2 separate regions of the Homo sapiens genome follow, and region 1 is linked to region 2. Evidence: read pairs that join two places in POLR2A ChIA-PET (ENCODE). Cell type or tissue: PC-9. All regions are shown on one strand. Links, peaks and the distances in the headings refer to the core of each region. The heading gives the core; the rest is flanking DNA.

Region 1 (15,120 bases), core at 5,100-7,599, 270 kb before region 2:
TTGAACCTCTCCTCTGGAACCTGGACTCATATAGCCACCTGCCTACCTGATGTTAACACTTGTATATCTCAGGCATTTTAAACTTTAGATATCCAAAGCAGACTGCTTAATCCCATCTGCCTCTCCCCAAATACCCAGATCTCCCCCTACCTTCCCCATCTCCTTAAATATCCCTATCTGCTCAGTTATTAAAATGAGATAATTGTATGTCATCCTTGACTCCTCCCACTCTTCAAATTCTACATCCAAACAATCAAGAAATTTCATTGGTGCTACTTCCAGAATATGTCTTACATTTGACCACTTTCTTCCTTCTGCACTGCCACTGCCACCCTCTTAGTCCAAGTCACCACTTCCTTCTGCCTTAACTAAGTTGATTGTCTTCTAAATGGTCTTTCTACCTCTATGCTTGCCCCTACCCCCACAATCCTTTCTTTAAGAAAAACCAAAATTTTTAAAATGCAAATCAGAGAATGGCTGTCCATTTCACTTAGAATAATTACTGAATTATTACAATGGACGGCTAGGCCGTGCATGCTTCATCTCCTGCTTGGTGGTCTGACTTTATCTCATAGCAACTGTCTGCAAGCTCACTCCAGCTCTGCCCACTCCTCCGTCTGCTGCTTCCTGGAACACGGATTTATGCACATGTACCCACACAGTGGTCATCCATAAGACACAGAATTTAAGCTTTGAAGGACATGAAGTTAATTTATTTTTAAACACATTAAACAAGTTTATTAATATGCACCTTAAATTTGGCAACTGAACTGGCAACTGAACTCAAATTCCACATTAATTATGAGTTGCTTTTGGCTAAAACTGCAATGGCACAAATTATATCGAGGGTTTTTCTTCTTTCTTGGAACATAAAGTTCTGAGGTAGGCCATCCAAGGCTGACAGGCACCTATTCACTGTCAACTATGTCCTGAGTTTGTTCTATATTTTCACTCCTCCACCTTATATGGGGTTTCCAACCTCAAGGTCACCTCCTGGTCTCAGGGGGACTATTGGAGTTCCAACCAAAATGTCCACATTCCGGAAGAGAGGAGAAAAATTGTTGGAATTCCATTTGAAACTAATGATGTAGGATCTTTGCAAAGGGGAAATATAAAGACAGATTGCCTTTCCATGATTTCTCACAAAGGAAAGGAGGAACAATTACATTGAAGGTAAAGGAAATACATTCCCTTCTATGCCAGGGACAAGGAATGAAAATTGAGAAAAGGAAGGAGAGCTAATATTTTAACATCTTTATTATGTACCAGGCACTTTATCTGCAGTATTTCAGAGCACCCCTTTAGGAAAGATGAGTGCTATGGGCTGAAGTGTGTCTCCCCCACCCCCCAACAAATTAATACATTGAAGCTCTAACCTTCAGTACCTCAGAATGTGACTACATTTGGATATAGGGTCTTTAAAGAAGTACTTATTTAAAATTAGGTTATTACACTGGGCCTAATCCAACATAACTGATGTCTTTATGAGAGGAGGAGATTAGCATGCAGAAACACAAAGAGAAAACCATGTGAAGACGCAGAGAAGACAGCCATCTACAAGTCAGGGAGAGAAACCACAGAAGCAAACAACCCCACCAACATTTTGGCCTTGGACTTCTAGCCCCCAAAACCATGAAAGAATAAATTCCTGTTGTTTAAGCTACGCAGTCTGTAGTATTCTGTTATGGCAGCCTTATCAAACAAACTCATGAAATTATGCCTGTTTTTCAGATAAAGAGACTAACACGCCAAAAAGGCAACTTACTCAAGATCACAAGCCAGCAAGTGGCAGTGCCAAGATTCCCAAGTCCAGCCTCAAAGTCTGTGCCCTTCCATCCTGCCAGATGATTCGCACCCAACCCTCCTCTTAATGGTTAAGAGTTTATTTCCCCCAAAGACTTAACTGGTCCACAGTCTGTTCAGATGTTTCATTAGAAGGAGGCGTTGGCGGGCGGGGGGGGGGGAACACAAGAAAGAAGAGTGGATCAGATGGAAAGAGGAATGTTCCAAGTTCAACTTCTGAAAACCAACCAAGACGAGATGGCAATGAAAATCACTTGTGAGCATGCATCATGTTCAGAAATACTTTAAACACTTGAAATCATGTCAACCCAGGTGGAAGATAATCAATGATTTATTCCCCATTTAACAAAACTAATTGTTTAGGAATTTTAATCTTTTAGGTTCTGACATTCTGTTTACAGATCCTGATGATTTTAGAATTGTTGAGTCCACATGAAATTAGGAGGGCATTATTATTTTTACTTTTCTTTGGGCGACACTCTGCTCTGGTTATTTTGTGCCAACCTGCCTTGATAGATTAATGACATTTAGAAGTAGTTTATCTTACTGATCAAAGAGATGAACACCTAGAAATCCCCCTAAATTATAAATTAATGTCATCTGTGCACACAGACAAGGTCAGAGGAAGAGTCCAGCAGAGCGGGGCCTTACTAAGTGACAACAGCTGACCAATAAACTAATTGACACTGACGTGCAAATAAAGAATGAGGTTTTATGGAATAACATGGTATGTGAATTGGAAACTAAATCACAAGTTTCTGTTGAAGGTGGCAATTTGAGACCACATTTTTATTTTCTCTTCACCCACAATTCTACTAAAATGAAGAAGAAAGCACAAAAATAAGAAAATATCTTTATCAACACGAAATGGGGAAGATAACATGAAAGGCCAGACATTGTGAAAAATATTTGCCACATATAAAAGCAGAATGAGACTGAGGACACCTCCACCTGCAAGTTACCATGTGTGTTCCACTTATCTACTGCTGTGCAACCAAGCACCCCTGAACTTAGTGACTTCAAGCAAGATCATTTATTTTGGTCATGAATCTTAATTTGGGCAAGACTCGGCAGGATCAGCTTATCTCTGCTCCACTGGAGAAGCTCAAAGGCTGGAGTATGGACTCATCTGGAGGCTTGCTATTCACATGTCTCATGGTTCATGAGAGAAGACCCACGGGGCTTCTGGGGCATTTCCACCTCTCTCTATGTGGTCTCTCCCCCAGTGTCTCTGCAGCATGGTGGTTTGGGGCAGCAAAGGTCTTGCATGTTGGCTGAGGGCTCCCAAGGTGCATACACCCAGAAAGGAGAGAAAAAAGAAAGAAGAGAAGACAGAGGAGAAACAGACAGAAAGGGAGAATCAGGCTAAAGCCAGATTGCATTTCTTGTTTTGGCACTGGAAGTCATGAATGCCATTTCCACTGTATTCTGTTCATAAAGGCCAGATCATTTGCAAGGGGAAGAGAACCATACACCCTTTGTGATAGGGGCTGCAGAAATGAATGGCATGTGGCCATTTACAAAATATGATCTGTTAAGTATGTGACAGAAAAACACAACTAGGAGGAACTGATTGTGGTCACTAACAAAGCTGAAATACACCTTCAAGGTCAATGGGAAAGGAGCTAGAAACTGAAGGTGGGCTGGGGGACAAACAGGTCTGGGAAATCCCACACATGTGGCAGCTCACCATGGGTACCTCGCTGCAGTGTCACCTGATGTGGGCTGGAGGACCAGGTAAAACAAAGCTTTCTTTTGGTTGTTTATTAAAAGAGGGCATCCACCTCAATCAGAAAATAGGAGCAGTTAACTTGGTTTTGTCACAACAGGTATACATAGGAAATGCTTCTCAGAGCAGGAACTTCCCTGCCCCAGGGCTGGGCTTCACAGACAATGAGAACCTCAGTTTAATTAAATTGGACTAGAGAAAAGATAAACTTTGAATGTTCACCTTTAGTTGGGGACTAAAATATGCAGACAAGTACCTACATAAACTCTAATAAAATCTACCTCAACACTTAGTATTGGACATGCATAGACTTTTCTCTGTAGTGGAGAAGAAAGCAAGGAACAAAGGAAGGGAGGAAGGAATGGAGGGAGGGAAGAAGGGAGGGAGGGAAGGAAGAAGGAAGGGAAGGAGGAAGGAACAAAGGAAGGAAGGGAGGGAAGGAGGAAGGAAGGGAGTGAGGAAGGAAGGAAGGTCAGTCACTGGACATACACAAAGATAAAATTGTTTAAAACAAGGGCCAATTTTAAAATTCAGAGCAAATACATGCTCTGCCTCTAAGAAACAGTGAAACACGTTTTAAAAAATATGAGGCTAGGTGTGGTGGCTCATACCTGTAATCCCAGCACTTTGGGAGGCCAAGGTGGGTGGATCAACTGAGGTCAGGAGTTTGAGACCAGCCTGGTCAACATGGTGAAACCCAGTCTCTACAAAAATACAAAAATTAGCCGGGCATGATGGCGGGTGCCTGTAGTCCCAGCTACTCGGCATGATGGCGGGTGCCTGTAGTCCCAGCTACTCGGCATGATGGCGGGTGCCTGTAGTCCCAGCTACTCGGCAGGCTGAGGCAGGAGAATTCCCTTGAACCCGGCAAGCGGAGGTGCCGTGAGCCGAGATCATGCCACTGCACTCCAGCCTGGGTGGCAGAGCGAGACTCCCCCTCAAAAACAAAAAAATTGAGATCTGAGAAAACACAATCTGTGGTGAACAAGGATTGCTTTCAGATGTTAAAAAATTAGCAAATTAAAGAAACAATGGAGACGACAGAGATAATAAACAGTAAGCTAGATACTAAACTAATAAATGAGAATTTTAAGACAAGATATTTGCCTACTATTCACCAGGAAAAGATAAAGAAAATTACACAATGAGCCAGCCTATCAAAGACAGAATGGACAAATCCAATAAAACTTTTTTTTTTTTTCCAGGAGAGAACAGCAACAGGATGCCTGAAGAAAGACTTGAGATTTCTAATCAAAGGTTTACAAATGGTTTGGGGAAAAAGTTTCCACACATGGCATACTCTGGTGAAGTTATAAAAATTCAAATTCAACTCCAAATTTAGAGACTATGGAAACCCACAAACATTTTGGTATATAAAATTACATTGAAAATGGAAATAAACTAGATTATCAGAATTTCCCATAATATTACATCACAAAAGCTAAGAGTCAAATAATTCCTCCGAATCCTGACAAATAATTAGAACAAATGAGGTAACTTGATAATGTGGCTGGTTACAAAATAAATAATCAAAAGTAAAAATCTTTCCTGCTCCTAACAATGTGGCAAAGTAAACTCAATTCTGAAAAATTCCAACAAGTGAGAGGGAAATTGAGGACCCAGGAGCCTAACAAAAAAACAAAAGAAATCCATGGGGAGACACAAGGGTGCTGGGTCTTGACTGAAAGCTGTACAGAAGAAGAGTGGGCACCACCAATGGGGGATGGGATTGGTTAGTCCTTTCTCGTGTTTGCCCTCCTTACAACCCCACCTTGCACTGGGCAGGTCATTGCTGACCTTATTACTCCAGTAGGGCAAGAAAACATCAGCCTCAGCTGAGTGCCAACTAGGCCAGTTGGAGGTGATGGGGTAGCGCTGTGGCCAAGTCATAAGCTGGTGGGTGAACCTGGGCAGAGCAGGTGCCCATGTGCTGGCCAGCTCCCAGGAATATCTCCTCACCAACTTCCCTAGTGGGACACTATCTGTTTCTGTCTGCGTATAAAATAGGGAGCCAACCACAAACACAATCCTTATCTTTCTACCGATAAGTTCCAAGAACCTGCATCCTCTAGCATTTTCTCTCCCCAGCTTAGGATGTCTGCTTGACTTTATCTATGGCAGGGAATGTGTACCAGGAGAAGCATATTGAGGGAAGTTTGCTGTTCACCATAATGTGCTGTTTCACTTAACAAAGTGGAAGCAAAAAATCTTTTCTCCAGGGCATTCGCAATATTCACCATCACACCACATACACAGCACACATGAGCACTCACACACACACACACACACACACACACCCCAACATCATCACCACTCCCTCTGCATTATCCCCACCAGCATGCCACACCTACACACACAGACACACACACACACTCTCACACACTCACTCTTCTTATTTTAAGATTCTGTTTGTCCATAACATAAACTAATGGCTCTTTCAACATTTTTAGGCTAGTGTATAACTCAGGGACTGAGTAATAGGCACTCGTGTTTGTTAAGTAGGATAAAGAAAGAGGTTTAGGTGAGTATACAAGGAAAATTGTATTGCCAGGAAGTCATTGTTGCCTCTGCTTGTGTTGCTTAGGGAGCAAAAGCCTGCCCCTTCCAACAGTGGAATGGCTCAGTGCCTTCCTGAATCACTACTCCCCCAGCCACACACACTTTCAGAGCCACTCCCCCTCACATCCTGCTGTAAATATTTCTGAAGGCTGAGCCATCCCTCCCTCGTAACATGTCCATCAAGCAGGCTTACATTAAGCAATGCTTTGTTCGTGGTTTCTCCAGGATGTCTCCTCCCACAGCCCAGAGGAGACTGAGGAAAATGGATGCATTTGACCTGATGTGGAAAGGAGCGAAGTGGGTGATCTTCTCACTCTGGCATCTGCCTGTGAACTTTTCCTATGTGCACAAAAATCATGGAGGGCTTTGAGTGTCTCCCAAGTCCCTATTGGAATCAGCACAGTATCTAATCGAAGCTTTCTTTTGGCTTTATTTCTTGGGAATGTCATCCAAAGGAATGGAGTGAAGCAATACTGAGAACCTCAACTTGTGCTGTAGCTTTGATCCATTTGGCCAGGCTTCAGTAGAATTTCCCTAAGCTTCATGTTTGAAATGATGAGGACATTTTTCCATGGGGATAATGCCGTACATCAGATTCAGGCTCTGAGGACACTTACAAATGCTTGTGTGATACATGATGTTTTTAGACTTAGAGGCTGGCTCTTGCAGCAAAACCTGCCAGCCACCTGGGCCACGGCTGAGTGAACGCAGGACCACCGAGCAGAGCAGCTCAGGCTCCGGCCTTGGTTCTAATTCAAACTCTCCTCTTACCAGCAGTGAGACCTGGGGCAAATCCCCTGATCTCTCACTGCCTCAGCTTCACAGTTAAGATGGGGAGACTAAGAGGTCTTCCTCCTAGGGTTGTTGTGTAGATTAAATGAGATCATATAGGAAGATAGCACAGCTCCTAAGTTATTACAAATAAATTAATATTAGCTTTTAATATTCAAGAAAGGCTGACTCACCGGGGCCAAGCTCTGTACTGGATGCTGGGACACAGCATGAGTAAAAAAGAAAAATCCCAAACTCCCCTCCCTCATTCAGGCCTTGGGTGTGGAGACGTCTGGTTGGCAGGGGTCCAGCTGAGTGGACAAGGACATGTAAGGGGTGAAGATCTCCTGCCAGGGCAAGCTCCAGGGCACCTGCAGGCCCTGGACTTGGTTCTTGTCACTGTGCTCCCTGCTCAGGGCTCCAAGGTGCCTTTTCCCATTTCCCCCTTGCTGCTGAGACCCATCCCTCCCTTCCCAGGTGACTGCCAAGTTGAAATGCTTTCTGCCTCCCCTCATCTTTCTGGCTGGCAGACAGTTTCAAGAGGTGTTTTTTTGTTTGGTGACACTGGGAAGGGCGCACCCCTAGGCTCAAGTCTTCTCACCCCTCACCGCCTGGCCAAACTGCAGAGAAAAAGACACTGATTCATGTCATGTGATGAGTCTTTCCATATATGAAGGATCAAAACACAAGTTCATGAAGACTGTCACTTGTCAATAACTGCTTATATGAATGATTGAAGGACATTTCCGGCCATTTCTATTCAGTAGGTCTGCAGTGAGGCATGAGTATTTTTTCAAAGTTCCCTGGTGATTCTGATGATCAGATTCCAATAGGATCAAAGGGACACCCAGCTCCCCAGGACTCCTGGCCACTCCGGTACATGAGCACGTTCCAATAGCTGGGCTGAGTCTGAAGCCTCATAGGGTGATTGTGGAAGGCAATAGCCACGAGGGTCTCCCTCCCACCCATACCCTTGGCCATTGCCACCAGGGAAAAAGAACAAGCAGAAAAAGTGGCAGGAATATCCCTGATGAACACAGACACAAAAATCCTCAACAAAATACTCACAAATGAAACCCACCAGCACATCAAAGCGATAATACATTATGATCAGGTGGAATTTATCCTAGGGATGCAAAAATGATTCAACATACACAAATCAATAAACATGATATATCACATCAACAGAATGAAGGACAAAAACCGTATGATTATCTCAATAGATGAAGAAAATCATTTCATAAAATTCAACATCCCTTCATGATAAAAACTCTCAATGAACTGGGCAATAGAAGGAACATACCTTTACCTATAATAAAGGTCATATATGGCAAACCCACAGGTAACATCATACTGAATGGAGAAAAACTGAAAGCCTTTCCTCTAAAAACTGAAACAAGACAAGGATGTCCACTTTTACCACTCCTATTCAACATAGTACAGGAAGTCTTAACCAGAGCAATTAGGCAGGAGAAAAAAATAAAGGCATCCAAATTGGAAAGGAGAAAATCAAATTGCCCTTCTTGGCAGATGACATAATTTTATATTTAGAAAAACCTAGACTCTACCAAGAAACTGTTAGCCCTGATAAACAAAATCACTAAAGTTGCAGGATACAAAATCAACATACAAAAATCAGTAGCATTTCTATATACCAATAATGAACTCATTGAAAAAGAAATCAAGCAGACAATCTCATCTACAATAGCTACAAAAAATAATAAAGTACCTAGGAATAAATTAAATGAAGGAGGTAAAAGAACTCTTTAAGGAAAGCTACAGAACACTGATGGAAGAAATTGAAGCAGACACAAATAAATGGAAAAACATCCCGTGTTCATGATTGGAAGAATTAATACTTTTAAAAAGACCATACTACCCAAAGCAATCTACAGATTCAAAGCAATCCCTATCAAAATACCAATGACATTTTTCACAGAAAAAGAAAAAAAATCATAAAATTCAAATAAAATTTCAAAAGAACCAAAATAGCCAAAGCAATGCTGAGCAAAAAGAGCAAAGCTGCAGGCGTCATACTACGTGACTTTAAAATATATTACAAGGCTGTAGTAACTAAAACATCATGGTGTTGGTATAAAAGCAGACACAAGGACCAGTGGAAGAGTATAGAGAACTCAGAAACAAATCCACATATTTATAGCCAAGAGATTTTTGACAAAAGGTGCCAAGGGCATACTTAGGGAAAGGGCACCCTCTACAATAAACAGTGATGGGGAAACTGAATATCTATAAGTAGAAGAATGAATCTAGAGCCCTACCTCTCACCACATAAAAGAAAAACTCAAAATGGATTAAAAATTTAAACATAAACCCCAAATTACAAATCTGGAAGAAAACGTAGGGAAAATTCTCCAGGACATTGATCTAGGCAAAGGTTTTATGACCAATAGCTCAAAAATATAGGTAACAAAAACAAAAATAGACAAATGGGACTGTATTAAACTAAAAAGCATCTGCACAACAAAGGAAACAATCAACAGAGGGAAGAGACAACCTGTTGAATGGGAAGAAATATTTGCAAACTGTTTTTTTGACAAGGGACTAGTATCCAGAATACACAAGGAACTCAAACAACACAATAGCAAAAATCAAATAATCCCATTAGAAAATGGACAAAGGATCTGAGTAGACATTTCTCACAGGAAGACATACAAAAGGCAAACAGGCACATGAAAAGAATGCTCAACATCACTAATCAGGAAAATGCCAACCAGAGCCACATGAGATATCATCTCACCCCAGTTGGAATGGCTACTATCAAAAAGACAAAAATAGCAGGTGCTGGCAAGACAGCCAAGAAAAAGGATCTCTTAGACACTGTTGGTGGGAATATAAATTAGTGCAGCCATTATGGAAAACAGTATGGAGGTTCCTCAAATAACTAAAAATAGAACTACCATAAGATCCAGCCATACCACTACTGGATGTTGATCCAAAGGAAATAAAATCGGTATATCAAAGGGATACCTACAGGCCCATGTTTATTGCAGCACTATCCACAATAACCAAGATAAGGAATCAACCTAAGTGTCCATCAACAGACGAATGAATAAAGAATATGTGGTATATATACACAATGGATTATTATTTGGGCATAAAAAAGAATGAAATATTGTCATTTGCTGAAACATGGGTGGAACTGGATGTCATTACGATAAGTGAAATAAGCCAGGCACAGAAAGACAAATTTTGCATGTTCTCACTCGTATTTGGGAGATAATAAAGTTGATCTTATGGAAGTAAAGTAGAATGATTGATAGATACCAGATGCTGGGAAGGGTGAAGAGGGGAATAAAAAGAGGTTGGCTAATGGGTATAAACAGGTTCTAATGTTTGATAGCAACGTAGGATGACTATAATTAATAGCAATGTATTGCATATTTCAACATAGCCAGAAGAGAGGACTTGAAATGTTCCCAATACATAGAAATGATAAGTGCTTGAGGTGATGGATTCCCTAAATACCGTGACTCTTGATCATTACATGTTCTATGCATGTAACAAAATATCACATGTACCTTATAAATATATAGGAATATTATGTATCAATAATATATATAAAGATGACAGTTCCTTAATAAGCAGGAGGTGAAGCAGGTGGAAGTAGTAGGGGTGGAGACGGTTGTGGGAAATCCCACAACTTTTAGGGAGGGTAGAGAATTCCTTTGGTCACAGGGCTGGCCCAGCCAGTCTTGAGATCCCAAGCAGTCTTGGGTCCTCTCAGGGATGCCTATAAATCAATTCACACAAGCCAGAGACTGCCTGTTGTAAATTGCCATAAAATATTTTTTAGTTAAAGAAAAAGAAGCAGCTCTGGCCCCTTTTGTTAAGTTACAAGACCCCATGCCTCCTGGCAGATCCCAAGAGAGACAAATTGCTGAAGAATAAGCTCTGTGCCCTGGCCTCCCACCTGTTGAACCCTCGGCTAGCCCTCTGTGAGCCTAGGCTGTTGCTATCGCCCTGGGACCAGTCATGAGGCTAAGTCTCCCTACAGGTGTGCCAGCAAGGCAGCAGGAGTCTGAAAAAGACAGAGCTTCGTATGGGGCCCCTTTTTGGACCTAGAAGCTGATCCAAGCTACATTATTATGAAAAGTTATTAACTGATATTCAGTTACAGGATCATGGGCTGAACAAAGAATGAGGCCCGGTACAGCCAAAAACCATATGGTCTGGGAGGCTGCACACACCTGCGAGAGAACAGGCAGGCCTGGTTAGGAACCGTCATCAACTCTAGGAAAGCCATAAAGTTTGGACTTGCTTCATGGCACTTTCTAATTAACTGTGCAGTGAGTTTTCTCCACTTCTTTATAAAGGCCTGTGCCCCCTCCTCCACCTGGCTCCATCTCCCATGGCCCCCAACATGTGGGGAGAAGGTTCCCACTAAGACTTCTAGCACTCAGGCCATGGAAGATGTTGTAAATAGGAAAATAGCATTTACCTCTGTGTCCAAAGCAAAAATCGAGGTGAACCTCTCAGAAAGTTATCATAAGGAAATTATCCAAAAGGGGGAAAAAACCATAGTGCTTTTATATACCAGCAAGAAGCCAAAAGCCACTTGCCTTGATTAAGCGTAGAAAAGTGATTAAACCAATTCTATTTAGCCAATGGACTGGATTAGCAGAGAATAGAAAGATGAATGTAAATTCTATGTGACAACATGGAAAAGAATTTACCATATAATGTTCAGTTAAACGTAGATGCAAAGATATATGTCTGCTATAATTGTGCTGGTAAAGTTACATATTCATGTGGCACTCAGTAGAATAGGATGAAAAAAACTGAAAGCAACTTGGCTGGTTTGCGGTAGGATTGTGGATGTTTTCTTCCTGCCTTTTACTTATAATTTTGTTAATGCTTTTGTACTGTTTGCATAATGCCCATTTAAAAATAAAGTGACAAGAAAAATAAAAGTAAAGATTATTATTTTAAAAAACAGGGTGGGGGTAGAAGAGAAACATAGATAGATAAGATGGTCAGAGCCAAACTTCCACCCAAGTTTTCCAGAACGCAGCCACATAAAGTTACTTTCATGAGGAAGAATTATTTTTCACCACTGCTCATCTGCATGAAAAAGAAGAAGAAAAATTAAAAGTGTCTTGGAAGGGAGCAGAGGTTTCCACGAGCTTCTTTGCTGGGTGGGGCGATGATTTGACCATAGAGAGACTGAAGTCATTGGTTGGCAGTTACCAGGGTGAAGCTGTTCCTGGCTTCACTCCATTTAACCTCTGCCATGTAAGCAGGAAGATAAATGTCAACCAAGCACAAAACAAGGCCCCCCAGTGCCCAGGCAGATGCTTGTGTCCCAACAGCTGCAGGGGGAATGGCAGGGAAGATTTGCAAAGAATTCCCAGAAAGCAGCTCTTGGCCACTTCTCAGCCGGGGTCCCAGCTCTGGGTCAGAGCCCCTGATGCTTTCCTGGAAGGCTTGGCTGCTAGTTGCCTGTCTCCTGGAATGGCAAAGCTGTGGTGCCCAGGTCCCAGCCCACCATGTGCTTTTTGAAAGGAATTGCCTTACAGGAGCTCAGAATTTTACTCTTGGTCAATTAAAAGATACATTTCTACTGTCTCGGGATTCGTGTAAACCTGGAGCTGGGGGCTGGCCACTTCTATTAAACTTGAGGATTGAATTAAATAGGTCTTATACTTAAAGTTCAAGAGATTCTTTAGAAGAAGAAAGCTCACCTGGGGGCTAGGTATTCATCCTGTATGACTCTGGGTGTGAGAGGAAGACTCAGAGGAAGGGATTGTGCCTTCCAGGGCGGGGGACTGAGTGTGGGAAGGGTCAGGGGAAAGGGTACTTCAGAGGATGAGACAAGCTTATAAAATAGCTTCTATTCCAGCCCCAGAAGGGAGGCGGCCGCACCGTGTAATATTTCCAGTTAAGGGAAACACATAAATGCTCAAGAAACAGCCTGGAACCATCAGGGTTGTAACTCCTGGCTGCAGCACCCGGAAGGGAGGGAGCAAAAGGAGCCACGCAAGAGTAATTAGGCAATTGCTGACCACAGCTCTGAACCTGCAGTCACTGATAAACACAACATAAGTTTTTAAGGGGCCACTCTGCATGGAACACAACTTTGATATCTGAGAAGCAGTCAGACTTTGCCCTTATGAGGAATCAACTTAAAGCTTGTAAAATACACCTGTGATTCTAGCATGATTTTTTTTTTCTTTTTTAGGCAAATAAGCTGCTGCCTCCTGGCTGCTCTGCAGTTTCTAAAGCCATTTGCATGTCTTCTTTTGAGGAATTGGCCTCTTGGTGCTTCAGGGAGGCTTTTGAGACAGTGAAAATAGTTTTACCAGTTGCTGCCTCCCAGTCACTCAGGGGTGATATTAAATCTGGGGGCAGTTAACACTCCCTTGAGAAATAAATCAGGGAGATGAAAGTCTCTCTTAAGCCCTACAAGACTCTCTGCTTTCAGGCATCTTCAATGTTTAAAAAACCTCTCCCTCACTCTCATTTCATGGCATTTCTCTTTGTGTTTCAGCAGACAGATGGAAGAGAGGATCTTCATGGGGATTTCCACTGGAAGCAGGTCCAAAGGAAGAAATCCTGCATTCCCAGAATATATTGTTCTTTCCTGTCCTTTGCTCAAATCTTCCCAAATTCTTGCATTTTGCAGCTGAGCATCTTGAGGGGAAAAAAAGAAAAAGAAAAACTAGGAAAATCAAATGTAAACATAATGTATAGATTATATTGTCAAATTGAAAATCAAATCAGAAACGTAATAGCTTTTATTTTTTTTCCTTCTTTTTATCCTTTTTCAAATGGAGATTAAGTCTTACACTCAGAAACATTAAGTCATACTGAAGATACAGACCATCTATTCCTGATCTTAGGACCGCCACAGATGTGTTGGCATCCAGAATACACTCCCATTCTCTACCTGCAATGCCCTGCCCTCTATTTCCAAACATCCAACTCCTACCGGTTCCTCCATAGTCAGCTTCTAATGCCCCACCCTCCTTGAAATTTTCTCTGATTTTCCTAGTACCACAGGTATGAGAGACTTCATAGTGTCCTGGTTAGTAGCACAGATGCTGAATCCAGTCTTCCTGTGTTCACATCTCAGCACTGCCTCTGGACATCTGTGCAACCATGTACAAGTTGCCCAGCCTCTCTGTGTACAAGTCTCTTCTCCTACAAAATAAAGACACAAGTAGAATCCACTTCACAGTTCTAAAATTAAGTGTTTTGATATACTTGAAACACTTTCAAGAGTGCCTTACCTATAGTAATCACTCAAGTATTAGCTACTATTAATACTCTATTACCTTTTTTATTTCTCATGGGAGTATCTGAATGCTTTCTATTGGCACCCATTTTTGTAAGATATTTTGCCTGTATTCTTATTTGAAACCATATTTTATCTTCCATCTCTTAAGGGAAAATTTGGGGCTCCATTCTGTTTTCCTTAAAGTCATCTGGTAGAAAAGATGGATTGACTACCAAGCTCGAGAGCAAATAAAAATGGTGTGTTAGGCCACACAGCCTCCTTGACATCTGGAATCGAGGTACAGAGAGGCAAAATTAAAGGAAGTATCACAGAAGACTTGAGTTGTGAGCAGAGTATATAAGGAAAGAAGGGCATGAAATGACGAGAGAGAAAGATTGCAGGGTTCAAAGAAAAATGTGTGGAAAGGCAGGGTACCACCGGGTCGGGCGTGTGTAGGGTGAGGGATTGAGGGAATGGTGGAAAAAATTTTTACCAAGACTCTAACCTAAGGGACCACTGTGATTTTTTAGAAAAAAAAAACCAACAGCTTCCTTTGGCATCCAAGTAACCACGGCTTCTGTGTCTTTCCAGGGGGCGCTGCTTTTCACCCTGCCCAGTTCCTTCCAAAGCACCTCCACTTTTGCCAAGGGCAGAGGAAAACAAACCCATGGACCTCTGTGCTGCCCACTCGCACTCTCTCAATGACACCTGCTGCCCTCCTCCACCTCCATTCCCTACCCTCAGCTCCACTCGGAGCCACTCCTAGTCCTGAGCCCTGCTGGATTCTCCCTGCCAACCTTGCCCTCCCCCAACCCCTGCCAGGCAGTGCAGCTTCCCTGTGGGATACCCTTGGTGCCAGGCAGATGTTCTCTCCCATGCCAGCAGAAAGAATGAGCTCCCATGGGTGGCCTCTTGCGTGCTCTCCCTCTGTACCCAATTGGGGAGGTTCCCTGTGCTCTGAACCACTCATGAGGCTAGGACTCAAAGATATCAAAGCAGGTGGGTATGCGCGTGTGCCAAC
Region 2 (15,120 bases), core at 7,653-10,152:
TCATGCTTGGTTCACACTGTCTATTCTGAAGTATGTTCAATTACAACACTTTAATGGAAGCATTTTGTTTTTTAAAGATACAGCTTCTAGGACACAACTCTTCCCTCTTTCCCTTCTCTTGGGCTTTCTCCATTATAGGAAAAAAACAGTTGGTTAGTCGGCACTTTTTGGCTTGCAGAGCCAAGGGTCTTTGGCACAAATGGCCTCCGATGAGTGCCAGGTACAGTCTCATGTTATTCAGTTGATTTATACCCTTAAGCCCAGTTTAAAACCCTAATAACTCTCTTTCTCCTCCCTTCAAGTTACCTAGCTCATTTGCTAGCCCTTGTCATATGGCAGCCTCCTAGTACACTACCGGGCAGGCTATCCCAGGGTCATGGAATAGAAAGAGTCACAGACTCACATATTTGCAATAAGATGCTGATATTGCACAATGTATTAAATTTATTTAAAACACATGGCAAGATGTAAGGGGAACTAGACAGGCTAGGTTAACACACTTAGGGTAAGGTAAATATAAGCCAACTGGGAGGACCACACTGCCTGATTCCTACTTACACAATTGTTCATATGCCTTGTCTCTTTCTCCTCCACATGAGCCTCCTCTGCTACTGATGTGGTTATAAGGACCCAAAATGAGGTTTAAAAAAAGAGGCCCAGCAAATGTAATGTGCTTGGAGCTAAGATGTGCTCATACTCCACAGAGATCTGAGGGCAAGTAAAGCTGGCTATAGCTGTAACTTGCCAAACAGCCTGCTGAGCAACTATAGATTTTTATTTGCATTTTTGGGGTCAAGTACATATGGGCCCATAGTGGGTATAATGGATGTTCCTATTAGGTGCCAATTTAGGGATGGCATAGCTGTCATCCCAGAAGTGACCAAATCATATGATTTAATCTTTCTGTTTCTTCTTTATCTAAAAGTATTCATCTTATTTGTTCCATTATATATTCCATTCCATTCTTAACACATCTTTCAGGTTACCCACTACCTATATTTAACATATACCCACTACCTATATTTTGCCCACATTGCACAGTCTGCTTGCTTCTTCTTTATCTGCATGCCTAACACAGCTAGTGAGTTTTGCCTATATCACATGAGCTACTTGCTTACACAGCAATGTGTGCTTAACACATCTTATGAGTTTCAAACATCCTGTTTATTTTTCTTGTATTTTTTGAATATTCTCAATAATATAACCAATAACCAGCACAGATATCCTAAATGAAAATGTAGACTATAAAATGGTGCATATAATGATTGCAAGTACATAAGAATATGAATGTACATGAATAATAATTGGAAGATAATACATAAAAATAAAAAAATATGCTGGGGTAGTGGGGTCATGAGTAACTTTTGTTTTCAAAACTTCCTTTGACATCGTTTGTATAATGTGTCCTTTTTTAACTTTTATTTTAAATTCAGGGGTATGTGTGCAGGTTAGTTATATAGGCAAACTTGCATCATGGGGAGTTGTTGTACAAAATATTTCGTCACCCAGGTATTAAGCCTAGTACCCATGAGTTATTTTTCCTGATCCTCTCCCTCCTCCCACCTTCCATCCTCTGATAGGCCCCAGTGTGTGTTGTTCCCTTCTATGTGTCCATGTGTTCTCATCATTTAACTCCCACTTATAAGTGAGAACATGTGGTATTAGGTTTCCTGTTGCTGCATTAGTTTGCTAAAGATAATAACCTCCAGCTCCATCCATGTTTCTTCAAAGGACATGATCTTCTTTTTTTTGTGGTTGCATAGTACTTCATGGTGTTATTGTACCACATTTTCTTTATCTGGTCTATCATTGCCATTTAGGTTGATTCCATGTCTTTACTATTGAGAATAGCGCTGTGATGGACATACACACGCATGTGTCTCTATGACAGAATATTTTCAGTAACATTCATTATTTGTAAATAGGCTAAGATTCCATATAATCTATATATAATACTCCCTTCTGACTAAGCATGCAAATGAGGAGTATTTAACTGCAAAACCTATCTCAAGTTTAAGGAATTTGAAGAAGTAAATTGAACTCTTAAGGAAGAGTTTGGACTCTGAACCATTTATTTGTATCTCGAAGAAAAGGCTTTAATGATACAGGCTATTTACATATTTTACAGCACAATTTTTAGGCAATAGATTTAGCCATAATTTTTTATTTCATTTAAAAATAACTACTGAATACAACCCATCTGGCAATATTTTCTCTTCCTATTTATAAGCCCATTTGAAGTTTCAAGGTAATACAGAAAAAATCAAAATTATTTATGTGTTTTTGAGTAGAAATTTCCCCTTTGCTTGATTGACTACAGCAAAAACTAAGACTATGGCTCTAGCTCTATGTTGATTACCTTCTGAGCCAGTTTCCAGAGTGCCAAGCGCCCTTAGTTATGATGCCACAGGTTCATCTCTTACATTCATATTTTACTATAAATCAATGGGTCTCTCAAAACAGAGATTTAAAGGGGTCTCAGAGCTTCTAAATCGTTAGAATCTTTTAAAATACAACTGGTTTCCCAATCAGTGTTCAGAAATGAGAGCTCCTCAGTGGATTCCAGCTAAAGATCTGCCAAAGCCACTTGCAGTTTAGTGAGAACTGAGCTATCCTTTCATCAAATAGCCTGGCAATTTAGCAAAGTGTGATGACATGAATAGATAGACTCATTCGCATCTTATCTTTTGAATTCTGCTCAACTGCCCAAGTTGAAGAGTGTGTAACTTGAGCAAGGGCAGGCATCCTTAACTTGAAATTTCCAAATGCCAAGGAAAAAAATTTAGAATGTCCTTGATATGTATGGGGGTTATTTAAAGCACTCAATTGCTCAGACAACTAAAAGGTCCATTACAGGCAGAAATAATTTTTAAGTTAAGTTTGAGCCTGTTCAAGTAGAGCCTCTCTCCTAGTATTTGTCACTAATAGTAAGTGTCCCAGCTAATGTACATAATGCTTGTTTTAAATCTTCTCACTCTATCAACATGTAGTGAAGAAAAGCTGTTAGTCCATCATAGTTGTGCTGACCAAAGCAATCATTCTAGTAAAATCATACTGCATTTTTGTTTGCTCAAAGCCAATTTTTTAAACACCTTATTTGTGTAAAGAACCTTATAAATACAGAAACAGTTTGTTTTAGATAAACAACAATTCTCACTGAGAACTATAAATTTAGTATTAGTTGGCAAATAATAGTAGGCATATGAATTATATATATGAGAGAAATAGGTTTAAAAAATAGATTAGCCACATTACTAAGGGGCTTATACATTATCATGAAAATATTCATCTTGAAGGATTATTTCAACTGGGCTGCCATTTTTTGGAATCATTTTGGAATTATTGTTGTCATTGCTTTCAGAGCCATTTTACATGAAGAAGATAATATTAGGATATTACAATTAGGCCTACTTTTTTTACTGAACCTGACTCCTAAGGACTGTGGATGGTCTTTGAGAATCAATTTACCTTCCAAGCATAAAGACTTTTCCTCACTGAATACAGTCGGAGAAAATGACAGAGGGACAAGGGGGAATTTTCACTCCACTTTGGAGCTACTTTGAAAGGGCTAACACTCACTTACTTGGAAGAGTATGCACTGGTGTGTTGTGTTGTTGAAAAATAAATTAGGTCCCTTGCTTCATGGTTTCCCTCTGTCCGTGCTGAGAATAAGGGAGCTCTCCTAGCAGACTAGAGTCTCCCACAGAGCACCGTTTCACAGGACTGTGAACAAGAGTGTCACAAAGGATCAGAGGGGTTCCTACAGGGCATGCTGCCACTGTGGAGCTAAAGAACAGCTTTCTGGGGCTCCAGCCTTGCTTCAAACCAGCCTTGTGGGGTACTCCTGGAAAAGGGACTCTTCTAAGCCTTCTCTGCTTGTTTACTCACCATGCAAAATTGAACCTCCGGTGTGATGGAGCCCAGCATCCCCTCACCACTTGTTTGGGGCCAAAAAGAAACCCAGGACCAGGAGGATGAGGTTACCCAGTGCCCTGCAGATGGATCAAGAGTTATAACACAGGTCGGAGAACATGCTTCACAACCTTTAACTAGTTATTACAGTAACAAAAAGAACAGCCTGGAGAAGCTACTAAACAAAAATAGTGCAGTCTACCTTGAGCCAAAGTGCCCAATCAGGGGCCAGGAAAGGGGCAAACTAAGTGTCCTTTGTTTTCCAGCCAGGATAACATTCAATTTATAACTGTCCCAAGGACAGAGTAAAAAGTTCAGTTCACAGGATCCATCATGCCTTCACAGTAGTCTGTTCCCTCATCTCAGGATTTTAAAAACTCCCAAAGGCACAATCCCAAACACATACCAAAGTCTTCCCCTATGAGTTCTTGCTATTGACTCCTCAACTCATGGCCCATTACTACCTAGAGAATAAGAAATGGATTTGTCCAAAGATTTCCACCCCAGTCTATCACTCTCCCAGCCTACGACTCTATTTCTCCTTTTTCCCATGGCTAGTCACATAAAAGCAGTGGAGGAACATCTCAGGGTTCAAGGTTAGGCTAACAGACACTGTTCTCTGCAATTCAGTTAACGGGACTTGCGCTTTCAGCATGAACCAGTTTCCTTCCATGTCCTCACGTTTCCACTCTGCCGCAGCCCCACCAGAGGATCATGCTCCTTTCCAGCAAGTTCATCTACTTCCACTCCAGGCTTAAATTGAGCACTCTCTGAGCTGCCTTAGTCACAGAAAGCAGGGACCATTCTGCTCGGCCATAGGTCCACTTCTAGGCTTTACACTCCTACACCTCCTTCCTAGCCTCTTGATCCCAGGCTGGACAACATGCCCTGGATTCTGCCACAGAAAGTCCTCCGGGGAGACAGCCAGGGAATAGAACAACTCCTGAGCTTCCCAAGCTGCCTCCTGTTCCCAACACAATCATTCCTCTGTCTGCTCACTGGCCCTCTATAAATTCTTCTTTGCAAATTTCACAGTTTCTTCTCCTAGGAATTAGCCTTCAACATCACAAACAGGAATACCCCAAATAAATACAGGTCACCAACTATTCCATCCAGTGAATATCCCAATCTACACAACCTACCCACACAAAGACAGGCACTTGTGTACTTTGCCCCTATTTCCTGGCATGTTTTAATTCCCAAAACATCCATTGATAAATATTTGTGGAGAAGCAAGCCTCTGGATTTCCCTCCTGATCTGACAGCACACTAAAAAGCATTAGGTTTAAACCCTAATGATGAATACATCAGTAACTCAACAAGACGTTCCATAAACATTGGGATTATATTTATTTATTCCACTGGTCACCACGAAGGTCATGCTATTCTTTCCCTCCCAATGCTAATTCCCCCACTTTGCAAACACACCTGCCACATATTTCTCATCTTGAGGCCTATAGGCTGCACACTTCTTTCAAATATGCCTTGATGCTCTCCTACAAGATATGGCTACACTGCTTATATAACACAGAATTGAAGCCTTTATACCCCAGGCTTAGAGCCTACATTTGCTCTGGGCCAATGCTACTCAAACCACAGGGTAGATCAGAATTACCTGGAGGGCTTGTTTTAAAGGCAGATTCCTAGGTCCCATCTGCTTTGGATCTTAAGAATCTCCTTTTGTAACAGACCTGTGATTCTAAGAACCACTCTGAAAAGCACTCGTATTTGGTGTCTTAGGTGTTTTAATATATTGTAAATCTCTTGAGGCCAAGGCTCACTCCTTGTTCTTCTTTGCATCTTCCATAGGCTTTAGTACAGCTTCCAGGACACAACAGGCCTTTAATAAATTTAGGACATTTAGGACTTCTTATCACTTACAGTATGTTACATTGATCCTCCAACATTATCATGCCTTTTGTAAGAATGCTAAACAAGGAGCTGTTTAAGAAAAAAACAGGTGTGTTTTGAGGTGGTGTGTGTGCAGGGATGATAAATTCATCTTCCCACACTTGCTACTCTCTCTTCTCATAATAAAACTCCATGTGTGAAGCCTGGCCATTACCTTCTCAGCAGGAGCTAGTGAAATGTTAACTTTTAGCTAGCAATTAGTCGACAGACCCCCAGATCACTTATCTATTTTCCCACTGTTTAATCTCTGTCCTCAGAGATGCACTTCTCACATTCCTTTAGAATGACCTGGCTCTTGAAAGCACAAATGCCCAGCCCTAAATCCAGCCATCCAGCTGAGGGATTTGTAAGAACCACTATAACCATCCTCCTCCTCCTCCTCTTTCTTTTCCTCCTCCTCCTTGGGAAAATGTAAAAGAGCCAGTGTGAATCCTCACTCCAGTATTTCCTGGTTATTCCTAGCCATAGCATGTGACATGAGCGCAGATGGATTACCCCAGGGACACCAGTGTCCATCCCAGGATCCAGATAAGAAGAGACAACTCACTCCCAGAGGCATCACTCAAGCCTGGGAAAATGTTCATAGGTGTATCTGGTTTTTTTAAATTTGATATAGTTGTAACACTTCAACTTCTACTAGAACCCTTATTCTCCAATAGCTGGTGGATATTTTAAGAATACTAAAATTTGGGAGGTTCTTTTACTCCAAATTTAAAGAAACAATAGGAATTTCAAAGTCTTTTTTGTTTTTTTGTGTGTGTTTTTTGTTGTTGTTCTTGTTTTTGTTTTTTTTGAGACAGAGTCTCACTCTGTTGCCCAGGCTAGAGTGCAGTGACACAATCTCGGCTGACTGCAACCTCTGTCTCCCAGGTTCAAGCAATTCTCCTGCCTCAGCCTCCTGAGTAGCTGGGATTACAGGCATGTGCCACCATGCCCAGCTAATTTTTTTGTGTTTTTAGTAGAGGCAGGGTTTCACCATGTTGGCCAGGCTGGTCTCAAAATCCTGACCTCAAATGAGCTATACTCCTCGGCCTCCCAAAGTGCTGGGATTACAGGCATGAGCCACCACGCCTGGCCTGGAATTTCAAAGTGTTAATACACATAACTGAGCATTTTACAAAGGAGTCCTAATGATTCTGTATAATGCATTACATTATATATAGGATTGAAGCCAACATCTATTGATTAATTATACCAGGCACTATTGTAAGCCCTCCATACATAGTGACTTATTAAAACAATACAACAATCCTTGTATGGCAGATGCTATAATTATCCCCATTTAACACATAGGGAAATGAAGCTTAGAGAACGTAGGAACGTTATACAGGATGCATTTAAGCAGAGCCAGACTTCTCTGAACACTATGCAGTCATCTACTATGTCCTACTGCAGCAAGGATCTCCAGACCAAAAGCCAGAGGGCTTACCTCTGTCCCAAATTCCTGCAATGAAACACAGTCTTTGGGAAGACACGTTCATTTTAAAGAAGTACCATGTTTTTCAGACAGGGTGCAACTGACATTCTGATTAGGATATTTTTTCATTGTATAGTACTGTCTAGAGTATTAAAAGATGTTCAGCCTCCTTAATCCCAGGATATTAATTGCCAGTACCACCACACAATCATTGTACAGCCAAAAATATTGACAAGTAACTCCTGGGGACAGAAGACACCCCTTGCTTAGGATACCTGGAAGGGACAAAAGACAAAATTTCACTTCAGTACTGTACTGTGTAAGCCAAATAATTTGTTTGAAACTCATGACCTCCCAAGGATGGAAAATGAATGGAGCATAGATCAGCCATGTTTTGATGGGAGAAGAGCCAGGGACAGGCTTAATGTTGGTTTGATTCACCAGCTGCATGAGTAATGGAAATGCTGGACATTTGTATTACAAGGCACAGAGGAAAGAACATGAGTGTGAAGGTCCCAAAGATGGGGCTTGGAATCTGATGAGGGTTCACAATTTGTCAGCACAAATTAATTTGCCTCTCCAACATCTCAACTCCCTCATGTGTAAAGTGGGATGATAATACCTACCCCACAGAGTAACATTGAATGAAATAGCTGATATACAAGTAACTAGAGCTCTCTCTGCTGAGGACAGAAAAGCTCTAAATAAATTTGAATCCCCTTCCCCCTTCTCTCCCTTTGGCACTGAATCAGTGGTCATAGACGTGGGTTCCAGTCCTGCCCTGCTGTGTGACATCAGCCACCTCTCTTCACATCTCTGGACCTCAGGTTCCTTGCCTGTAAGAAGAAATGAAATTAAACTGTCTCTGAGCAAACTTACAAGCTAAAACTATGATCAGAACTGGGTTGGGAGGGGGGTGGTGTGGGCACGTGGAGATCCATGAGCCAGGGCAGGAAGACAGAAATGTGAGAGCGCAAGAGCAGCCACCGTGAGCAAACCCCTGCCAGGGCCCCGAGCTCCAGGGACACGAACAGCTCCAGCACTCCCGGAAAGCACTCCTTCAGGCCTAATCACAGGCATTGATTACTTCAATGTAGAAACTGCCATCTTAGCAGGATGTCCATCTGTCTCTGCCTCCGCATCAGCTCCTGCCAACAGCATCTCCCCTCCCCAGGTTTTTCTACCCTCATGGTTTTTCTACCATTGCCTCATGGTTTTTCTACCCTCCATGCTACTTCTGTTCCAAAATCACCCCTTCCTAGCTGGGCGCAGTGGCTCATGCCTGTAATCCCAACACTTTGAGAGGCCGAGGTGGGTGGATCACCTGAGGTCAAGAGTTTGAGACCAGCCTGACCAATATGGTGAAACCCCATCTCTACTAAAAATACCAAAATTTGTCGGGCGTGGTGGTATGCACCTGTAATCCCAGCTACTGAGGAGGCTGAGACAGGAGAATTGTTTGAACCCGGGAGGCGGAGGTTGCAGTGAGCCGAGATCATGGCATTGTACTCCAGCCTGGGCAACAGAATGAGACTCCATCTCAAAAAAAAAAAAAAAAAAACCCTTCCTCTTCTCCAGTGCCCACCCTGTCCCACCCCATACTTAGGACACTCTTCTCAGGACACTGCTGGAAAGACTGAGTCCAGTGAAACACTTAGTGCTAAGATGGCAATGATGACGACACCCCCAGGGCATGCCACACTCCCTGCAGAGCTGCCCCTGGAGCTGCTCTCAAACATAGGTGTGGTCCTGGGCTGTCTTCCTGTTTGCAGCTCTCCCAGCAAATCAGAAGGGCTGAAGCCCTTGGGACTCCAGGAGGCCTCCCTGTCCTTGCCCCGCCCCCCAGTCACGATAAATTCATTTACATAGTAATAAGGGGAGCTGATGGATTTACTTTCTTCAGTGACACTCTCCCTGACTGACCGTGCCGGCTCTGCCAAGTCACAGTGTTCTGTGGCCTTGCTCATCATAGCACAGCGCCTTCATCTGAGCACTTCTTGCTTTGTTCCTAAGGGGAAGTCCCAAGAAGTTGGGGTCAGGGTCAGGAGAGAAAAAGGGAATGGCTCACAGTCATTATAGATTCCCGGTGGTGAATGATGACCACAGCCCTGGGACAGACGAAGCTCCCATCCTAAATACAGGCGTTAATAGGGCTGAAATGCACTGACACCCCGAATCTTAGATATTGCCCATCCTGAGCTCAGAGGACATTTCCAGTCAGGAGATATTTAATTATACATGCAGTTTGCAGGTTCAAAGGGGGCTGAAACCCCAGGCTGTCCAAACTGTGAAGAGGCCTAAAGATCGATTAGTCCAATCTTCTCATTTGTACTGGAGGGAACCGAGTCTCAGGGAGGTGGAATGACTTGCGCAACCCTGCACAGAGGTAAAACAGAACAAAGACCAGAACAAGGCTCTGGGACCAGTGCTCCTTCCTCCAGACCAGGCTCCCCAGACCAGGCTAACCTCCTTGGCCAAAGCAAGGAAAACAAGCCCTGGCCCTTAGGCTTGTGAGATTGGAGAGAAGACCTGAAGAAAAGCAAGACTAAAGGAGAATCTTACACGTGAGTTCTTTCTCTGTCTTCTTTTGGTTATTCTGTTTTCAAGGGAATTTTTCTTTTGGAAAATTATGAGACTATTTCGGGCTAGAAGATCAGTGTGATCACATGATCTGGTGACAATAATTGCTTAGAGGTAGGGAAGATGGGTAGGTGAAGGGTGGGGGTGGGGGGCAGGAGGAGGAGGAAGAGGAGAAGGAAGAAGAAGAAGGGCTAACACATAGCATTAACTATGTACTTCTTACGTGCCACAAGCTTTATAGCCACCAATTCATCTGATCCTCAGAATTCCACGAAGTAGATACTATTAGCATCTCCATTTTACAGATGAGAACACTGAGGCACAGAGAAATAAAAGTAGCTGGGCCAAGTCACACAACTAGGTAGGTTTCATTATAAATGAAAATTGGGCAGACTGCTCAGCATACCAAAGGATACTTCTAATTCCTTAATTAAACTCATTTCAGAGAGCTTCCATGTGTCTACACCTTCAGGAAAAAGAACCTTCTAGAATTATTTTTATTCCAGAAAGTAAAACATCAACGTCAATTTTGGAATCTGTTTAGAAGCCCTAAATTTTTCAATGACTGTCCTCAAACTAGTCACCAGGTAAAAGAATTTCACAAAGGCAACTGCTCAGAAAGGGTCTCAGAAACATGACCCCTGCTCACCACATACACACCCCACAGAGAGGGCCCTTGCTCTTCAGCCTTTACTTCAGTGAGATGAGGTCTCTTTTTGAGCCCCTAAACTTCTACTTAGTGTTTTCTGCATTGTTTCTTTTTGTTTTGTTTTGTTTTGTTTCGTTTGAGACAGAGTCTTGCTCTATCTCCTAGGCTGGAGTGCAGTGGCACAATCTTGGTTCACTGCAACCTCTGCCTCCCAGGTTCAAGAGATTCTCCTGCCTCAGCCTCCTGAGTAGCTGAGATTACAGGTGTGCACTGCCATGCCTGGCTAATTTTTTGTGTTTTTAGCTAATTTTTTGTTTTTTGTGTTTTAGAGACGGGGTTTCAACATATTTCCCAGGCTGATCTCAAACTCCTGACCTCAGGCAATCCGCCTGCCTTGGCGTCCCCAAAGTGCTGGGATTACAGGCATGAGCCACTGTGCCCAGCTGGCATTGTTTCTTGAATGTTCATGGAGGATACTAAATTTATGTTAAAAATGAATAAGTTCAGAAAGTCCATGGAAAGAAATGTGTTTCTTTTGCTTTTTTTTTTTAAATTTACCATCTACAAAGTAGGTGATGGGTGTTCAGTCTCTTCTAAAGAGTTGGCAAGTTTACCCCTTAAAAACTACAGACCACAGTGAGGAATCCCCACTTTAACCCTATAGTGGACCTCACACTGCAGTATTAAGTAAAATACTTCTTAATGACTATTCCAATAAATATGCCAATGTTTTCAGATGGTCTTTAAAGAAACCCCTGGCCACTCCCAGTGTCTGTTCTGCACTCCCCATCAGCACCATGCACAGCAGTCCCTTGTTCTTCTGTCAGAGGGAAACTAGTACGATAAGAGCCTTGTTTCTGATAAGAATATCTGTCACTGACAAAAAAAAGGCAATGTGTTTTTTATTGAGCTGACCCCCCCACACACAAAAAGCAATACACAAAATTCATTAATTATAAGCCATCCTCTGTCTCAAGCGCACACACACATTTGCATTTTCAAAAGCTCCATTCTGCCTATTTGAAAAAGCTACATTCTGGTTTTTCTGAGCTAGTGAGGAAATAACTGCACCTAAAGGTACCGCCAGCATTAACTCTCAGGGCACAAGACATATATTTAAATGGCACAGGCTCCTGAGCTTCGTGGGGAAGGATGTTCACAGGGAGAGGTGGCACTATCCTTGACTCTCACCACTGTAAAAACAAATGTCAGCTAGGAAGAGTGAAGGCAACATCTGCATTTGTGGAGAAGATCCTGCTTTTTGTGCATTTGTGACATGGCATGAATACCACCTACATGGAGTTTTGCTGAATTTTGTGACTGTGTATGAATGAAAGAAAATATCCTATTTAGAATAGCTCATTCTCCCTGGAAATATGTATTAACTTTTCAAACAAAAACAATTCATCAAAGCCACTTCTTCAGATGTGCTTTGTGTGCACCAAGACAATTCCTGTGTTTATATTTGACATGATGCAACATCTTATAAGAATTATTTGTTTTAAAAGAACAATGAGGGCAGGCCTGTTCTCCCCTGTGCAAGAGGTGTGTAGTGTGTTCTAAAAGGCTGGAGGGTGTGCTATGTGTCTTTGTCACACTTAGGATTTGGAAAATGGGAAAGGTGAGGAAAGTGAGGAATCCTACCTGGTGAGCCCTGGCCTAGAATGAAATCTAAAATCTTCTACACAACTCATTCTGGTTTGTTGTTGTTGTTTGTATTGTTTGAGACAGAGTCTCACTCCTGTTGCCCAGGTTGGAATGCAGTGATGCAATTTCAGCTCACTGCAGCCTCCACCTCCCAGGCTCAATCAATCTTCCCCGCTCAACCCAAGTAGTTGGGATTACATGCGTGCACCACCATGTCTGGCTAATTTTGTGTATTTTTTGTAAAAACAGAGTTTTTGCCATGTTGGCCAGCCTGGTCTGTCTGGCTCAAGCAATCCACCTACTTTGGTCTCCTAAAGTGCTGGGATTACAGGCATCAGCCACCACACCTGGCACAACACATTCTTAACATCGCCCTTTTACCTGTTAAATCTTACAATTCTATATTGTGTAATACAATTATCAATAAAATGGCATGCCCCACAGTTGTTAATGGCCCACACTGCAAAGTGGGTGTGTACCTGTCCTATTCAGCCACACCATGTGATATGGTTTGGCTGTGTCCCCACCAAAATCTCATCTTGAATTCTCACATGTTGTGGGAGTGACCCAGTGGGAGGTAACTGAATCATGGGGGCACATTTTTCTGTGTTGTTCTCATTATAGTGAATAAGTCTGACAAGATCTGATGGTTTTAAAACAGGGAGTTTCCCTGCACAAGGCCTCTCTTTGCCTGCTGCCATCCACGTAGGACGTGACTTGCTCCTCCTTGCCTTCTGCCATGATTGTGAGGCCTCTCCAGCCACATGGAACTGTAAATCCATTAAACCTCTCTCTTTTGTAAATTGCCCAGTCTTGGGTATGTCTTTATCAGCAGTGTGAAAACAGACTAATATAGTAAATTGACACCAATAGAGTGGGGCATTGCTGAAAAGATACCTGAAAATGTGGAAGCGACTTTGGAACTGGGTAACAGGCAGAGGTGGGAACAGTTTGGAGGGCTCAGAAGAAGACAGGAAAATGAGGGAAAGTTTGGAACTCCCTAGAGACTTGTTGAATGGCTTTGACCAAAATGCTGATAATGATATGGACAATGAAATCCAGGCTGAGGTGATCTCAGATGGAGATGAGGAACTTGTTGGGAACTGGAGCAAAGGTGACTCTTGTTATGTTTTAGCAAAGAGAGACTGGCAGAATTTTGCCCCTGCCCTAGAGGTCTGTGGAACTTTGAACTTAAGAGAGATGATTTAGAGTATCTGGCAGAAGAAATTTCTAAGCAGCAAAGCATTCAAAATGTGACTTGGGTGCTGTTAAAGGCATTCAGTTTTAAAAGGGAAACAGAGCATAAAAGTTTGGAAAATTTGCAGCGTGACAATGCAATAGAAAAGAAAATCCCATTTTCTGAGGAGAAATTCAAGCCAGCTACAGAAATCTGCATAAGTAATGAGGAGCAGAATGTTAATCACCAAGACAATGGGGAAAATGTCTCCAGGGCATGTCAGTGACCTTTGCAGCAGCCCCTCCCATCACAGGCCTGGAGGTTTAGGAGGAAAAAATGGTTTCATGGGCTGGTCCCAGGGTCCGTCTGCTGTGTGCAACCTAGGGACTTGGTGCCCTGCTTCCCAGCCACTCCAGCATTGCTGAAAGGGGCCAACGTAGAACTCGAACCATGGCTTCAGAGGGTGCAAGCCTCAAGCCCTAGCAGCTGCCATGTGGTGTTGAGCCTACAAGTGCACAGAAGTCAAGAATTGGGGTTTGGGAACCTCCGCCTAGATTTCAGAAGATATATAGAAATGCCTGGATGTCCAGACAGAAGTTTGCTGCAGGGGCAGGGCCCTCATGGAGAACCTCTGCCAGGACAGTGTGGAAGAGAAATGTGGGGTCAGAGCCCCCACAGAGAGTTGCTACTGGGACACTGCCTAGTGGAGCTGTGAGAAGAGGGCCACCAACCTCCAGACCCCAGAATGGTAGATCCACGGACAGCTTGCACTGTGTGCCTGGAAAAGCCACAGACACTCAACACCAGTCCAGCCTGTGAAAGTAGCCAGGAGGGAGGTTATACCCTGCAAAGCCACATGGCAGAGCTGCCCAATGCCATGGGAGCCCACCTCTTGTATCAGCCTGACCTGGATGTGACACATGGAGTCAAAGAAGATCATTTTGGAGCTTTAAGATTTGACTGCCCTGCTAGATTTTGGACTTGCATGGGCCTGAGCCCCTTTGTTTTGGCCAATTTCTCCCATTTGGAATGGTTGTGTTTACCCAATGCCTGTACCCGCCCTGTATCTAGAAAGTAACTAACTTGCTTTTGATTTTATAGGCTCATAGGTGAAAGGGACTTGCCTTGTCTTGGATGAGACTTTAGACTGTGGACTTTTGAGTTAATGCTAAAATGTGTTAAGACTTTAGGGGACTGTTGGTAAGGCATCATTGGTTTTGAAATGTGAGGACATGAGATTTGGGAGGGGTAAGGGGTGGAATGATATGGTTTGGCTGTGTCCCCACCCAAATCTCATCTTGAATTCCCACATGTTGTCAGAAGGACCCCATGCTGTTCTTCTCATGCTGGTCTTTCCTGTGCTGTTCCTATGACAGTAAATAAATCCCACAAGATCTGATGGTTTTAAAAAGGGGAATTTCCCTGCATGAACTCTCTTTGCCTACTGCTATCCATGTAAGATGTGACTTGCTCCTCCTTGCCTTCTGCCGTGATTGTGAGGCCTCCCCAGGCACATGGAACTGTAAGTCCATTAAATCTCTTTCTTTTGTAAATTGCCCAGTCTCTGGTATGTCTTTATCAGCACGTGAAAATGGGCTAATACGCTGTGGCTGCTGATAGCTTTCCCAGCTATAATGGTGAATTTATGGGAAAACCATAAGGGAAGCTCAAGCCCAGGCCCCTCTCCAGTTCATCTTTCTTTGTTCCTTAATGAGGGTTACATTCCAATAGCAATATAAACTTCTCCCCTTCAAGTTCTGATCACTCCATTCGTGTTATTTAGGAGGAAAACTTTAAGTCTCCTGAACCATTACTCTGCAGAAGTTT

The links. ChIA-PET counts read pairs that join two places held together with the same protein. Peaks named below come from ENCODE experiments on the same cell type or tissue, not always from the same donor. Only the 100,000 strongest peaks of a DNase experiment are listed, where the experiment ranks them.
Region 1: POLR2A ChIA-PET joins it to region 2 with 10 read pairs; 2 of 35 experiments call an interaction of 5 or more read pairs at or near these places.

Annotation. Positions count from the first base shown.
Region 1 is chr5:74,245,068-74,260,187 of GRCh38, forward strand. No RefSeq gene overlaps it. Among named protein-coding and RNA genes, the nearest start is that of LINC01335, 56 kb to the right of the region's middle. In PC-9, for the core only: no CTCF peak of the experiment used is centred there; a DNase peak (open chromatin) is centred at 6,194; H3K27ac peaks cover 2,372 bases.
Region 2 is chr5:74,510,246-74,525,365 of GRCh38, forward strand. All of the region lies in intron 2 of LINC01331 (long intergenic non-protein coding RNA 1331), which reads right to left. Among named protein-coding and RNA genes, the nearest start is that of LINC01331, 19 kb to the right of the region's middle. RefSeq lists an enhancer at 5,757-6,316. In PC-9, for the core only: no CTCF peak of the experiment used is centred there; a DNase peak (open chromatin) is centred at 9,166; H3K27ac peaks cover 1,982 bases.